Regions from separate parts of the Mus musculus genome. Here region 1 is linked to region 2. A link is a contact called in ENCODE Hi-C or POLR2A ChIA-PET data. All regions are on one chromosome and are shown on one strand. The core of a region is the stretch at or near the end of the contact, and the rest is flanking DNA. Distances in the headings are between cores, read along the strand shown. Region 1 holds the start of Nlrc3 (NLR family, CARD domain containing 3). Region 2 overlaps Naa60 (N(alpha)-acetyltransferase 60, NatF catalytic subunit).

Region 1 (6,857 bases), core at 1,423-3,922, 81 kb after region 2:
GCATGCAGTGAAACACATGTGCATGTGTGTACACACACACTAATTAATAATAACAACAACAACAGTAATAAACAACTAAAACCTGAGATACAGACACTTGGAGACACAGAAGAAAGTATCACAATGATAAAAAATAAGACATTCACAGCTATAGTTAGACACAGAAAATTCAAAATTGTATATAAACAAATGATTAAAACTGATGACTTAGTTTGGTAGGGTTCTGGACCCAGGGTTAGTGCTCATAAACAGTCCACGTGCTAACGACAACCAAATCAAAACTGATATCATTAAAAAAATCAAATACTGGGAATGAACTTAGCAAAAAGTTTGCAACCTCTACACTAAAAACATCACTGAAGGAGATGAAAACGATAGATCTAGGATCATAAGCATGTATTTCCACCAAGACACAGATTCTAGAATGTTCTTGACAGCTTTACTCAGAATTAGCCAAAGTAGTAAAATCAACCAATACCCATCAACAGTAGCATGGGAAACATGAAAAGGGCACAAACCACTGGCCTAGCCTATCACACGGATGCCCGCACAGTTGGCCCAGCCTATCACGCAGATGCCCGCACAGTTGGCCCAGCCTATCACGCAGATGCCCGCACAGTTGGCCCAGCCTATCACACGGATGCCTGCACAGTTGGCCTAGCTTATCACACGGATGCCCGCACAGTTGGCCCAGTCTATCACGCAGATGCCTGCACAGTTGGCCCAACCTATCACGCAGATGCCCGCACAGTTGGCCCAACCTATCACACAGATGCCCGCACAGTTGGCCCAGCCTATCACGCGGATGCCCGCACAGTTGGCCCAGCCTATCACGCAGATGCCCGCACAGTTGGCCCAGCCTATCACACGGATGCCTGCACAGTTGGCCACTAAAGAATATGCTTTGGGATTCCATTTCCAGGGAACTTAAAATCTGGACAAACCAATCTGAAACAAGAGATGTCAAATAGTCACTTTTGGGGTTGCTTCTGCCTGAGAGGCAGCACAAGAGACCTCTGGGTGCCAGTTTCTACACATTGATTAAACACTACCTGTAAGGTACATCTTGACTTTTGAAGTTGGCAACTGTGCAGAAATACAAATGTAGTTGGACCAACTGAAGTAGATCACTGTCAGCCTGTCCATGGCAAAGGTCAGGATGCTTTCTAGTAGGATATTGTCAGGGCATGGAACAAGGCTAGCTATTGCCTTCTGTAATTGGATGCCCACCAGATAATCTTATTACTGCTAAACAATAAGGTTGTTGTAAACAAGAGGATGAGGCAACCATGTTTTCAAAGGACTTAGATCAGTGCTTCTTGACTCTGGCAAAGCATTATGTCTGGTGGAGCCTATTCTGTGCCATGCTTCTCTGCCAGGGCCACAGACCCGGCCTGAGCCAGGTGAGTCCCTTCCAAATGCCGGCCTTGCCCCACCTAGCTTAGCTAGGGTGGGGACGGGGAAGGGGGGGGCAGGGGGAGGCGGCACTGTTCATATCTCTGGCCACACACATAGTACCTTGGGTTTTTTTGTATGACCTACTCTTTACCCTCATCTCCCTCCCCAGGCCTGACTTAGCAACCATAGCAACTATCTGGTTTCTGAGATCAGCATCCTGAAAGAAGTAACTTCTGCCCTAAGGATACACCACAGCATTGACCTGGAGTACCAGCAAGCAGGTAGATCTAGCCCTCCCAGCAGCAAAGTAGATACAACCGTTGCGGGATGGCCAAAGTGAGCCTGTGATAAGGAGGGGAGCCGGGAGGAGCCCCAGGGCCTAGAAGCCTGTCCATGGGTGGACACCATAGCTAACACTCCCTGTGTTTAACATTCACTAGGCTTTGCAGCCACACCTCTTACAGAGGCCTCCCTTGGTTAGCAGTCTCAGAATGACAAGTTTTAACTAACGCCAGGGTGTGGCTAGGAGTGGCCCTGGGGGAGGGGTATTATGGGAAAGCTGGGAGTTGTATGTAGCACGCCCCTTGACCTTTGGGGTAGGTGCTGGAGTTGTGACTCCACTTACAGGTGGCAAATGAACACAAGAAGAGGGTCACCTGCTTGGGATCACAGCCTTGGAGGAACCGGGTTCCAATCGTGGTGCTGCTTACTTGCAACCTGCAATGCATCCTGCTCCGCCCATGCCATCACCAAGAACACAGAGCTGGGTCTTCTCCCCTAGAACTTGTGGATCATCACCCTGGGCACAAGTGAGTCTACCAGACACTGACGCATCCAGACCCAGCAGCTCCAACACCCAGGGCTCAGCACTCCGTAGCCTCCTCGTGCCCTCAGGCCTTCAGAGCCTCTACCCTCCCTAGCAGCTTTTCCTGAGTCCTCCCTTGCACCGATGTGCTCTGGGTGCTACTTACCTTCCTGCCATGGTGGCTGCTCCAGGGTGCTAAAGGGCTCCGCCTGCATGCTCCTGGGCACAGCTCTGCTCCAGTGAGCGGGAGGCCATGTTTATGGCTGAATGCCTTGGGTAGTCAGTGGCAGGTCAGCTGAGGCTGAGACCTTGGTCTGTCCAGAGCTGAGGAAACCTTCTCTGAAGAGATCAGGGGAGTTTATCACACTGATCACGCCAGGGCTGGGAGTGACAGACCTACCACATCCTGTAGTCCCCAGGAGCCCACCCACTGTCACTGCAGCCCCTCAGCTCTTCCTGTCCTCCACCTCAACCTTCCTTCCTGTCTAGTTTTAAAAGCTAACAGCCTCGCTGACAAATCAGTGAGCTGCTTGGCCCCAGGCTCACCTCTTTGGTTCTGTCACATCCCCCAGAGTAGGGAAGTTATGTTGGATCTCCATTCTGGGACTGAGCATCCTCACAGCATGTGCTCGGGATGGGTACAGTGCCAAAATTGTTGACATTCATTCTCCATCCTCCAACAGACTGTCAGAAGGTGGGGGGTGGGGAAGCAGGGGGCAGGGAGGAGGTCAGCACCTGGGTTTAGGTCACACTGCTGAGAGATAGTCAGTGGGGCCGGAATGCCTGCATGCCTCCAGGCTTTGATACCCAGTGACCTTCCTCTTATTAAAGCACGTCTTTCACCCTAGAGGTGCTTCTGACCTAGCCCTATCCCTGTGAGTCAGTGGACCCTGGAATGCAGCACACAGCTATTCACAGCAGGAAGGTAGGTGTCCTGCTCAGATGCAGAAGAAAGGATAAGGACAAGGACGTGGCTGAGAGCGATCAAAAGAGAAAAAAAAAAGCTTGCAATAAATGGACCATTTAGAATGTCTTCTACTGATGGGGGAGTAGGGAGGGGGGAAGGAAGCCATTTACTGTGACAGCTCTGACTGACTTAGGAGACGTGGTAGCCAAGTGACCAAGGGGCCTTGGGCTCTTCAGCAAGCACACAGAGTTCTCAGGCATCTGTTGAGTTCCGATGTTGAGAGCAGCCTGCATGCAGGGGTGCAGGAGGCATGTGGCAGACCTTTGTTTCCCATGGAGAGGTAGGACTTTGGTGCTAGGTTAGAAATGCTGTTTTGGAACGTCTGCCACCCATCTCTTTCCCTACTGAGCACAGAGGAGCAGGCTGGGAACTTGTGGACACCGTGGCAGACCATGGGAAGCCTGAGGAGGCTCTAAGCAGGGGAAGCAGAGAGCTATAGTCCTGGCCAAGGGGTGCAGCAAAGGTGCTTTGTGGGCCAGTCACACGAGGCCCAAGAGGCTCAGCCTGCCTCCTCCAGAGATCTAGCAGGAGAGGAAACAGCCTTCTTCCTGAGGATCTTGGGGAACATCCTAGTGCTAGCTCCTTCCTCTCCTCCCAGTAATGGCCACCAGCCCCATACATGGGCTATTCTGATGTGTGTGTGTGTGCACGCACATGCATACACACATGCCCAAATATACACATTTCTCCAGGGTCTTCTTCACTCTGAGACTTTGTTACCTGAGAGCAAACAGCAAGGCAGTTAGTAGGCTCAGTTCTTCTTAACTTGGGGAGTGTAAGGCTTCCAGCCTGCAGTCAGGGGCCTTTTCCTATGGTTTCCTTACCTGAGCTAGTAGTTGTTTATCCAAGCTAGGCTGTGGTTCAACACAGACAAGCCTAGCCCATGGCAAGGGCTGGACCACAGAAGTGAACAGGCTAGAGGTCTGTTCATATTACCCAGACCTCCCTGTCCACCCAGACCACATCTGGTGATATGTATGATGTACTTGTGTCCAGCACACATTCTGTGTTGGGGCTAAGTACTTCTTGTGCTAACCATATGAAGGCAGTGTGGTTTCTGGAAGAGGACTCCTCCTCACTTTAATCAATGAGTAGTCCCAGTGCCCATGTAGCTTCAGCATCACCGAAGGATGAGGCAGCCATGCACCTTGATTTCAATCAGCTGGCCCAGTGCTGTGATGCTGGAGCCAGGGTGTTTTGTGGGAAGGTCCCTGCTTGCTGGCCGCTGCTCTGGCTGATGGCCACGCCTTCATTGCCTACGTTCACTTTAACCTACCTCCTCCAGAGGCAGCAACTGGCTGTTTTAAAGTAAGTGAATGATGCTGGATACATAGGTTCAGGGGTTCAGAAATCTATCACTGGACTACCCATGGCACTTGGCTTCCAATTGCCTGCCTGGCCATCAAACGCAGGAATGGTTTCTTTCTGGTTGACCACAACCAGGACACATTCCACAAACACCAAGCTGTGTTCTCACCTCCCTAAGCACTGCTGGCCTCTGAGATCACCTCATAACTCTTTCCCAGGAATCTGTTCTTGATGTCGTAGCTTTCTTATTATAGTGCTAGAAACTTAACCCAGAGCCTTAGGTATACGAGGCAGGTGCTCTATCATCAAACTGCACTCTAGCTCCTAAAAGAATGGCTGGCTGACCTTTCTTTCCACATAGCCTGGAAACAGATCTAGGTCGGTGTTAACAAGGCAAGCTGACTCAGCAGGCCCAACAGGCCCAGCCTGGTACTTGTGACACTCCAGTTGACTGAGACTGTCCCTGGCCTGCTTCCCTGAGCAGCAGCAGCAGCAGCAGTTAGTGCCCGTGAGGACCCCATTAGTGTGATGAACACAGAGACAATGTTCTCGAGGAACCGTTGGTCAGTGGACAGTAAGCAGTCCTGGCACCCCAAGAAAAGAACACGCGCAAAGGTGTTGTAGGCAGCAGAGCAGGGGGCCCAAGCTCACTGTGTGTTCCCGGTGGTTTTCTCAGAGAGGAGTGTCTAGTTTATTTATTTATTTATTTTTAAATAAAGTCTTCTTTGTTTTTATTGCACATTATATAAAACAACTTCACTGTATTTAAAACACACAAGGACACTCACAGGCTGTGAAAACCCAAACTTCTGTTTTTTTCTGGTCCCAGAGTCCACACTGGGTCAAGGAGGCTTAACACAAATGGGTGGAGCCCACAAACATGCTTACTTTGGGGGTCTTCATAGCTGTGCTGGGCCCTACTTGTAGGATGCTGGTGACAGTGGCAAGTATCTGGGCAAGCACAGGGTGCAGGCCGCCCGTCGGTGTCTGGTCTGCCATGGCGGCTGGGCTGGTTTCAATGCTGAGAAGGCTGGACCCAGTTGCCTGTCCCAGAATATAGGGCAGCTGTGCTTGGGTGTGCTGGACACAGAGAGGCAAGTGAAGAAGGCTCAGGTCTTGCTCTGGTCGCTGGTGTGGCCCACTGCCTTTCAGGAACACACAGGATGGGGACCCTGGTTGGGCCAAAGGGGGAAAACTGGCACTGACTGAGGGGGGAAGGGTGTGCTCTGAGTCCAAAGGGGACAACGGAGCTGGAGTGCAGGAAAGTACGCTCGAGTTCTTGTCCTTTACACAGACATAGGCCCATATCCTACGACATACTGCAGAGGCCTGACTTATGCTAGGTGCCCAGGTCCTCTGGCAGGTCTACTGGGTGGAGGCCTGTCATTTCTGATCCTTTTTCTTTCGGCCTGAGGGCTGCCGTCTCTTGTGTTTGAGTTTCTCCTTTCGGGCTGCAGCAGTGGTGAAGGTGATGCACTGAGCGTCCAGGATGTCCGACAGCTTGCCCATGGCCACAGGGATGCCATTCTGTTTCAGCTCAGCCTGCAGCTCGGCCAGCTCCACAGGCTGGTACCTCAGGACCTGCCTGTGCAGGGCAGGCTTAGAGCGGATATAGCGCCTCACTGCCTCCTCTGTGTCTGCGGCCTGGATTGCGGCCTGTGATGCAGTGACCCCGACCTCCTCATCCTTGTCTTCATCTGAATACTCAAACGCAGCTCCAAACTCAGCAGAGGAGCTGAAAAGAACAAGGGTGTTGTGTGTGTGACACCCTTTTCTACAGCCCCCAAGACCAGGAACCCTCGGAGGGAACGACTGTTTTCATGGTTCTGTTGAGCCTGACATGTGACAGGACTCTTTGATGGTATTCTAAGGTCTCTGTGGTTCCTGGTTCCCTGGCCAGGCCAGTATAGGTGGGACTTGCCTCCTCCAGACCCTTCCAGAAAGCTCAGGCATATAAGGAAACTACAGGGCTCCTTAGGCTGTAGTGGAGACTCAGGGAATGGACGTTTAAGCCACGTGGGCTTCCTAGAGAAGCCCAGACATCAATGTACTTTTGGACACTGGCCATTATGCTTCCCTAACGCCCTTTCAGACCCACCACTCAAAGGACACATGATGTGACTGACCCTGCTGCCTCCATTACCTTTTAGAGCTAAAGGAGTTGTCACTGCCGTCCACAGAGGTAGCCATGGATTCCTGGGAGGCTGGGAGCTGGGCGTCACCATCAGGATGTGAAGGCTCCCCAGTTGGCAACCTGTTTGGGTGAGAAATACTTTCATTGAGCTGCTTCTCTTGATGTTGAAGACTCTTGCTTTTAGTAGGGCCCTTGGATCTTTGAGTCCTAAGACCTGCAGTGGCCTTGAGCTGGGTGTAACTTCC
Region 2 (5,951 bases), core at 2,798-5,297:
TCAAACTCATTATTATCCTGCCTGAGCCTCTCAAGTCCTGGGCTCATGATGTGCATGACCCTGTCTGACTTCCATATGTGTGTATGATGTTTTTGAAACATTCTCATATATTTCATGCTGGTCTCAAACTCACCCCGTAGCCAAGAATGCTTTGAACACCTGAATGCCTTGATTATAGTTAGTGTACACCACTAAAGATTGTACCCAGGCTTTGTACTGGATAGGCAAGAATTCTGCTGACTCAGCCATATTCTCCTCCTCCATCCTATATGGTTTTCTTAAACCCTTCTTCAGTCCCTCCTCCATAACCACTTTTTGATTGCAAATATCATCCGCTCGTCCGTGCGTGCATGCGTGCGTGCGTGGGTGTGTGTGGGGTGTGTGTAAATGTGTCTCAAATCATATATGCTCAATATATATGTTATGGGCTCCCTTCAAAGCACAGAGACTTCGTGTTTCAGAGGAATGCTGTTTGGAAACAGAGAGGTGGGTGTTTGTTTCTTGTCACTCTGCAAATTATTCATTTTCCTACTCTGAAGTTTTGGAAGCAGACAGGCAGCCATGAAGATGGCTTCTCACCCACAGGCAGCTGCTCATTTGAACAAACAAGCTGTGAATAGTATTTGCTGCTGCCTTCACCACACGCACGTGCACGCACTCACACACATGTGCATGCACATGCACACGCGCACACACACTTCAGGCCCTGAGTCCAGTTTGCTGATGTACTAGACAGTGTCCTGTATCAGTCACTAGTGTGTTTCCTTTTCTCCGTCTCCTAAAGGAAGGAGCTTAGAATTCATCTTTATTGGCTTTTCAAAACAATAAACTTTGTGTCTGTGAAATCTCACATTCTCAAGAGCCTTTGGGCTTGTGATTCCTACCTTGCACATGGGGAAGCTTTTGATAATCTTGCTCATACTTTGATTGAGGGAAGGCTTATGATAATACCTGCCTCTACTATAGACAGAAGAGAGATGAGAAAGTATTGCAGGGAGCAGTGTGGAGTCTGAGGAGGAAGGACGCAGCGGATAGTACTCTTACAAGCAAGGTAGAACTTAGACCCAGAGTAGGAAAGGGACGCTGGAGGAATAGAGAGGCAGATGTATGGGATGCCTCACACAGGTGTTGGTAGAGTGAGGTACTCTTGAAGAGAAGGGATGCCACACATTGTGTTTTCAGCCTGTCTGAGAGGAGCTTGCCTAGGCCAGGAGAAGGATGTGAAGCTGACCTTGTAGATGCTTCCCGTGACTCTTGGCAGTCATGGCTGAGAAGCTAAGGCTGAGAAGCCGCTGCCCTGAGGCCCAGGGATGCTGTATTAGCTAGGGTTGCTGTAACTCCACTACACTTCAAACAAAACAAACCTTCCCCATTTACAGTACACACCAGGATAGCTCACTCCAAAATGTTCCAGCATGTATCTCCTTGACCTGTGGGGCCTCTGCCTTCTCTAAGGAAATTAACAGCTGTTTCATAATAACTTCCGTATACTAGCCAGCCTGTGGTTTAGTTTCACTAATTTTTTTCCATTTATTTTTTTCATGATATAGGTTTAGGCACTACATTTGGCCTTAGGATCTCCTTGCCTCTCTTCATTTTGTTTGTTTGTCTTTTTTCTCTCATTTGGAGAGCCCAGATGTAAAAGGTTACATGTCTATCTGTCAGATGTCACTTCCCTTATTGCTGTATGTTTAGGACCCTCTGCAACCAGAAAGTTGGGTCTAAAGGCTATGGTTAGGTCCAGGCCTAGCAATTTTTGTAAGAACCCCCAAAAGTTTGGGCCATATCCCACTGGAGGTACAGACACTGGAGAAATTGGCTTGATGGTATGGGTCTCCTTGTTTGTACAGGCTAAGTACTTTGTGTCCATGCCTTTCACCTGCCCCACAGCAGCCCTCTCCTGCTGGTCTCTTACTCTTTGAGGAGTCTTTTTGGACTTGGAGATTTCCTCTTGAGATTCCACAGTGATGACACTGAGTCTGTCAACATTTTTACTTTTACCTAGTGGTGGCCCTGTAAAAAAAATCCTTCACCTTGGCCATGGGAGGTTGACAGCACAGTTCCTCCCAAAAAGCTAGGATAGATGTAAAGTCCTTTTCCTTTGAATTACCTGCTTCCAACTTAGAGAAAAAGAATGGCGGTTTGCCCTTTTGGTAGAGCTCAGCACTTGACTTCCCAGACCTGACCTACAAGAGTGAGTTCCAGACCAGCCTGAACAAATTAGGGAGACCCTGTCTCAAACTAAAGTGGCTGGGAGCATAGCTTGGTGGTAGGTAGTGTGTTTGCCTAGGCATGAGGCCAATGGATGTGAGCCTCAGCCCTCCCTTCCCCGCACAGTCGTTAGCATCTGGTTATTTTCAGTGTCACAGAGTTTTTCTCTTGCTAGGCAGGGAGGAGAAGCAGTATGTGACCTGCCCTCTGCCAGTGCTATTTGCCACGAGTATCTGACCATTTACTGGCTTCCACCCACCAGGCTGCTGAGTCCAGGTCTTTCTTTGAATCACTTTGCCTCCTGCAAGTGAAGGAACAGCAGTTAGATAAAAGACCAGCCAGGCAAGAGCTGTGGTCACTCCTGGGGGAAAGCTAAAGAGTGGGGTGCTGCTCCAGTGGAGAGGAGAGAGACATGGACCAGAGGCAGTCAGCTCCTCTCCATCTGCAGTGAGGGCAACCACAAGAAGATCTCTGTGCTGGGAAGCCACTAGCCGTCTCTCGTCACTCAGCTCCTGGGTTGGTGTAGAGGAACAGGTAAGCAGGCCTTCAGGTGATGCTGTTTCCTCTCCCCACAGGTGTGAATGACAGAGGTGGTGCCTTCCAGCGCCCTCAGCGAGGTCAGCCTGCGCCTCCTCTGCCACGATGACATAGACACTGTGAAGCACCTGTGTGGCGACTGGTTTCCCATTGAGTGAGTGTTGGGCTCTGTATTTCCAGTGGCTGCATGCACAGATCTGTAATTCCTGAGTCTGGAAGAGGCAAGACTGGGTCTGGCAGGACCATAATGGTCCCAAGTTGCTATGTAAAGTTGACCAACTAGGCAGTGACCCTCAGGTCTCTGTGTCTGCTGCTCACCTTCCTTAAGAGGGTCTATGGGAAATTTTACTTACAAAGATGTCTACGGCTGCTTGTAATCAGGAAACTGAGGAGCAACTCCAGTGTAAGAAGTTGGTTAGCTGTGTTAGGATATGTACATATAAAAATGCAGTGCTGCTACTAAGGCGGCATATGTCTGAAATACAGAATTCAGGAAGTGGAAGCAGGAAAAGGTCAGGGGTTCAAGGCCAGCCTGAGCTCTGAAGCCAGCTTGGGTTGTGCGAGAGAGAGCCTGTCTTTAAAAAGGGTTGTTAGTTATCCAAGAACAAAAATCTGTTAAAGAAGCATATTTACTGACAGAAGGTTCCTCCCTTTCCTTCCTCTTTCATTTACCCAATATGCAGTGAAAGCTGACTAGAGAGCAGTGCATTCCAGATTCTGCTTTCGTTTAAAAATATAAAAAAGGATAAAATATCTAGAGGATAAAACCCTCTATATACTGTACAAGAAGGGGAAGGACCGTGCCCTTCGTGAGAACCGTGGCTGATACGCTTTAATAAAAGCCAGGGTTAGCAGGAGAAGAGAATAACAGATTTATTTGACCTGGGCCTTCAGATTGAGGATGGAAATACCCATGGTGAATTCCGTTCATCAAAGCATGGGCTGTGGTGTAGAGATAGTCAGACAAACAAAGCGTATTCTCTTCTTCTAATGGAGTGAAGGTGGAAGACACAGTGAGGCCCATCTGCGTAGACTCCTCGTTGCCTCTGCAGCAGTTCCTCTTCTGGCACTGGATAGGACTCTTCTGGAGGAGAGGATTGTGTTAGTCTTGTCATTGCTATGGCTAAAATACCTGAGGGAAACAACTTAAGAATGATCAGGGTTATTTTCCACGTTGTTTCAGAGGTTTCAGGACATTGTGGCAGAGAGGGTTTGAGACGGCAGCTCACAGTCCAGTGGACAGGAAGTCAAGGGGAGTAGTAACCGAGAAGGCTACAAGCAAGCTGTTTCCCCTAAGGGCACTCCCTCAGTGAACCACTTCCTCCAGCCAAGCCCCACCTTTCCTGATTCTACACTTCCGGCGAGCCTGCAGTTCCCAATGCAGATTGTGAAACTGTCAATGTCTTCACAGACACACCCAGAAATGTACTGTACTTCCTAGTCTAATCAACCTGACCCTCAAGATTAACAGTGAGTGGTAATAGATCTATTGTCAGACAAGACTGGACAGAGAAGTTTTTCATGGCTACCTATGCAGAAAATCAGGATGGCTTTAGAGGAAAGGAATTCTTCTGGTTTCTGTGGTCCATACTGGAGTAGAAGAATTCTAGGTTACAAGTGAGAATGAGAAATAAGAGGTAGGAGGTCTGAGAGATTTACCCGTAGACCTTCACTTTGGGTGGGGATCATTTATTACCTCCCCAAAATACTACCAAATAATTACTGTCAGCAGTTTTATTGGAGTGAATTATTAGTACCTGTGGGCTCCTCCGTTTTTCCTTGCCTTATTTTTAGATTATTTTATGATAATGAAAAAACAGGTTTGGGGTTTTTTGTTTTGTTTGTGAGGAAATAGACATGAACTTTAAAGCCTCAAGGCTAAGCAAGGTGCTGTATTTAAGTCGTCGGTATTTCCTGAGTACTCATCTCACATCTGTTGCTCCATGCCGGCAGAGAAGTAGGGGCACTCCCCACTCTGCATCCGTGTTGAAATATAAACTGCCAACTTCTTAGGAATGTGGGCTAACAGTGCTTATTATGTTTTATAAGATGAAACAAACTATCCAAGTTAGCAATCCTGGGCTGGAGAGAGAGTTCAGTGGTTAAGAGCACCGACTGCTCTTCCAGAGGTCCTGAGTTCAATTCCCAGCAACCACATGGTGGCTCACAGCCCTCTTCTGGAGTGTCTGAAGACAGCTACTGTGTGTGTGTGTCTCTGTGTGTGTGTGTCTGTGTGTGTGTGTGTATTTCTTTTTTTTAAAAAAAAAGTTAGCAAACCCACTACTAAAAAGTAATCCTAAGAGTGCAGCAAGCACAGAAACAAGGCCCTGCTGAGGGATGGCTTAAGGTTGTATAGATCTACATTGAGTTAGAGGCCTGTACACCTCTCAGGTGCCTGGCTGTCAGCCTCTCTATCACTTAGTCATGTGTCGTGTCCCCACCCATGTCTAGTAAGGAATTGTAAACCCTAGTCTACATACCCATGAACTTTGGCTCTTCCTTGAATCACCTTGCCTAGTCTTCAGGGCCAGAAAGACTCAAAGAGGACCATTTTCAGTAGTCATTTCTCTCCAACCACCATACAGGTCCTGGGTATTGAACTCAAGTTTTGAAGCTTGGCTGCAAACACCTGTACCTGCTGAACCATTTTACCAGCCCTCATAGAATTCCTCACAGACCACCTAAGTATTCACAGGTCACTAAGGGCTCTAAGGTCTCAGCTCATACTGAGGAGCAGGCTGCCGTGTGCTATCCCTCCAGGAACTATTCTGTGGAGACGATTTCGTTGGAGGGTTCCACCCTTTCACACATCTTTTACATAAAAAATTCCCACATGGGCAGGTAGCTTCTTTGAGACTGTAAGTGATAGGCCAGGTAGCCTGGGTCCCTCTGACTCACCTGAGTATGCTCTCTCCCTCAGGTACCCAGACTCATGGTATCGTGATATCACATCCAACAAGAAGTTCTTCTCCCTTGCTGCAACCTACAGAGGTGCCATTGTGGGAATGATAGTAGCTGAAATAAAGAATAGGACCAAAATCCATAAAGAGGTAAGTCTGTGCTCCAAAAGCTTGGCCTTGTGATGGCTGAAAGGGATGTTTCAATGGGGTCACATTGCCAGCGCTGGCCTCTGTTCTCAGCAGCTTGTGACCAGAGGGGTCAGAGTAGCAAGTCAAATATGTCTGTATGTGGGGGTATATACT

What was found. A loop is a pair of places that touch in the nucleus more often than their neighbours do. ChIA-PET counts read pairs that join two places held with the same protein, here RNA polymerase II (POLR2A).
Region 1: a map of regulatory T cell shows a loop between it and region 2 (2.0-fold over the local background). The contact joins the promoter of Nlrc3 here to the enhancer-like site in region 2. A Hi-C loop is called at or near these places in 1 of 37 maps with a recorded cell type or tissue (regulatory T cell). POLR2A ChIA-PET finds 5 or more read pairs at or near these places in 1 of 5 experiments (embryonic stem cell).

What each region holds. Positions count from the first base shown.
Region 1 is chr16:3,973,960-3,980,816 of GRCm38, forward strand. Nlrc3 (NLR family, CARD domain containing 3) reads right to left here and starts at 2,673. Exons shown (of 18, transcript NM_001081280.2): 1 at 2,370-2,673. The coding sequence starts at 2,418. Slx4 (SLX4 structure-specific endonuclease subunit homolog (S. cerevisiae)) reads right to left here. Exons shown (of 15, transcript NM_177472.5): 14 at 6,622-6,732; 15 at 5,146-6,213. The coding sequence ends at 5,862.
Region 2 is chr16:3,891,583-3,897,533 of GRCm38, forward strand. It overlaps Naa60 (N(alpha)-acetyltransferase 60, NatF catalytic subunit), which reads left to right. Exons shown (of 7, transcript NM_029090.3): 2 at 2,787-2,902; 3 at 5,669-5,798. The coding sequence starts at 2,793. It overlaps Gm41410 (predicted gene, 41410), which reads right to left. Exons shown (of 4, transcript NR_153801.1): 3 at 5,647-5,731; 4 at 3,597-3,832. Among named protein-coding and RNA genes, the nearest start is that of Naa60, 9.9 kb to the left of the region's middle. Within about 2 kb of position 4,048, at least 1 of the 3 ENCODE cell types and tissues checked has a DNase peak (open chromatin) inside an H3K27ac peak, as active enhancers do.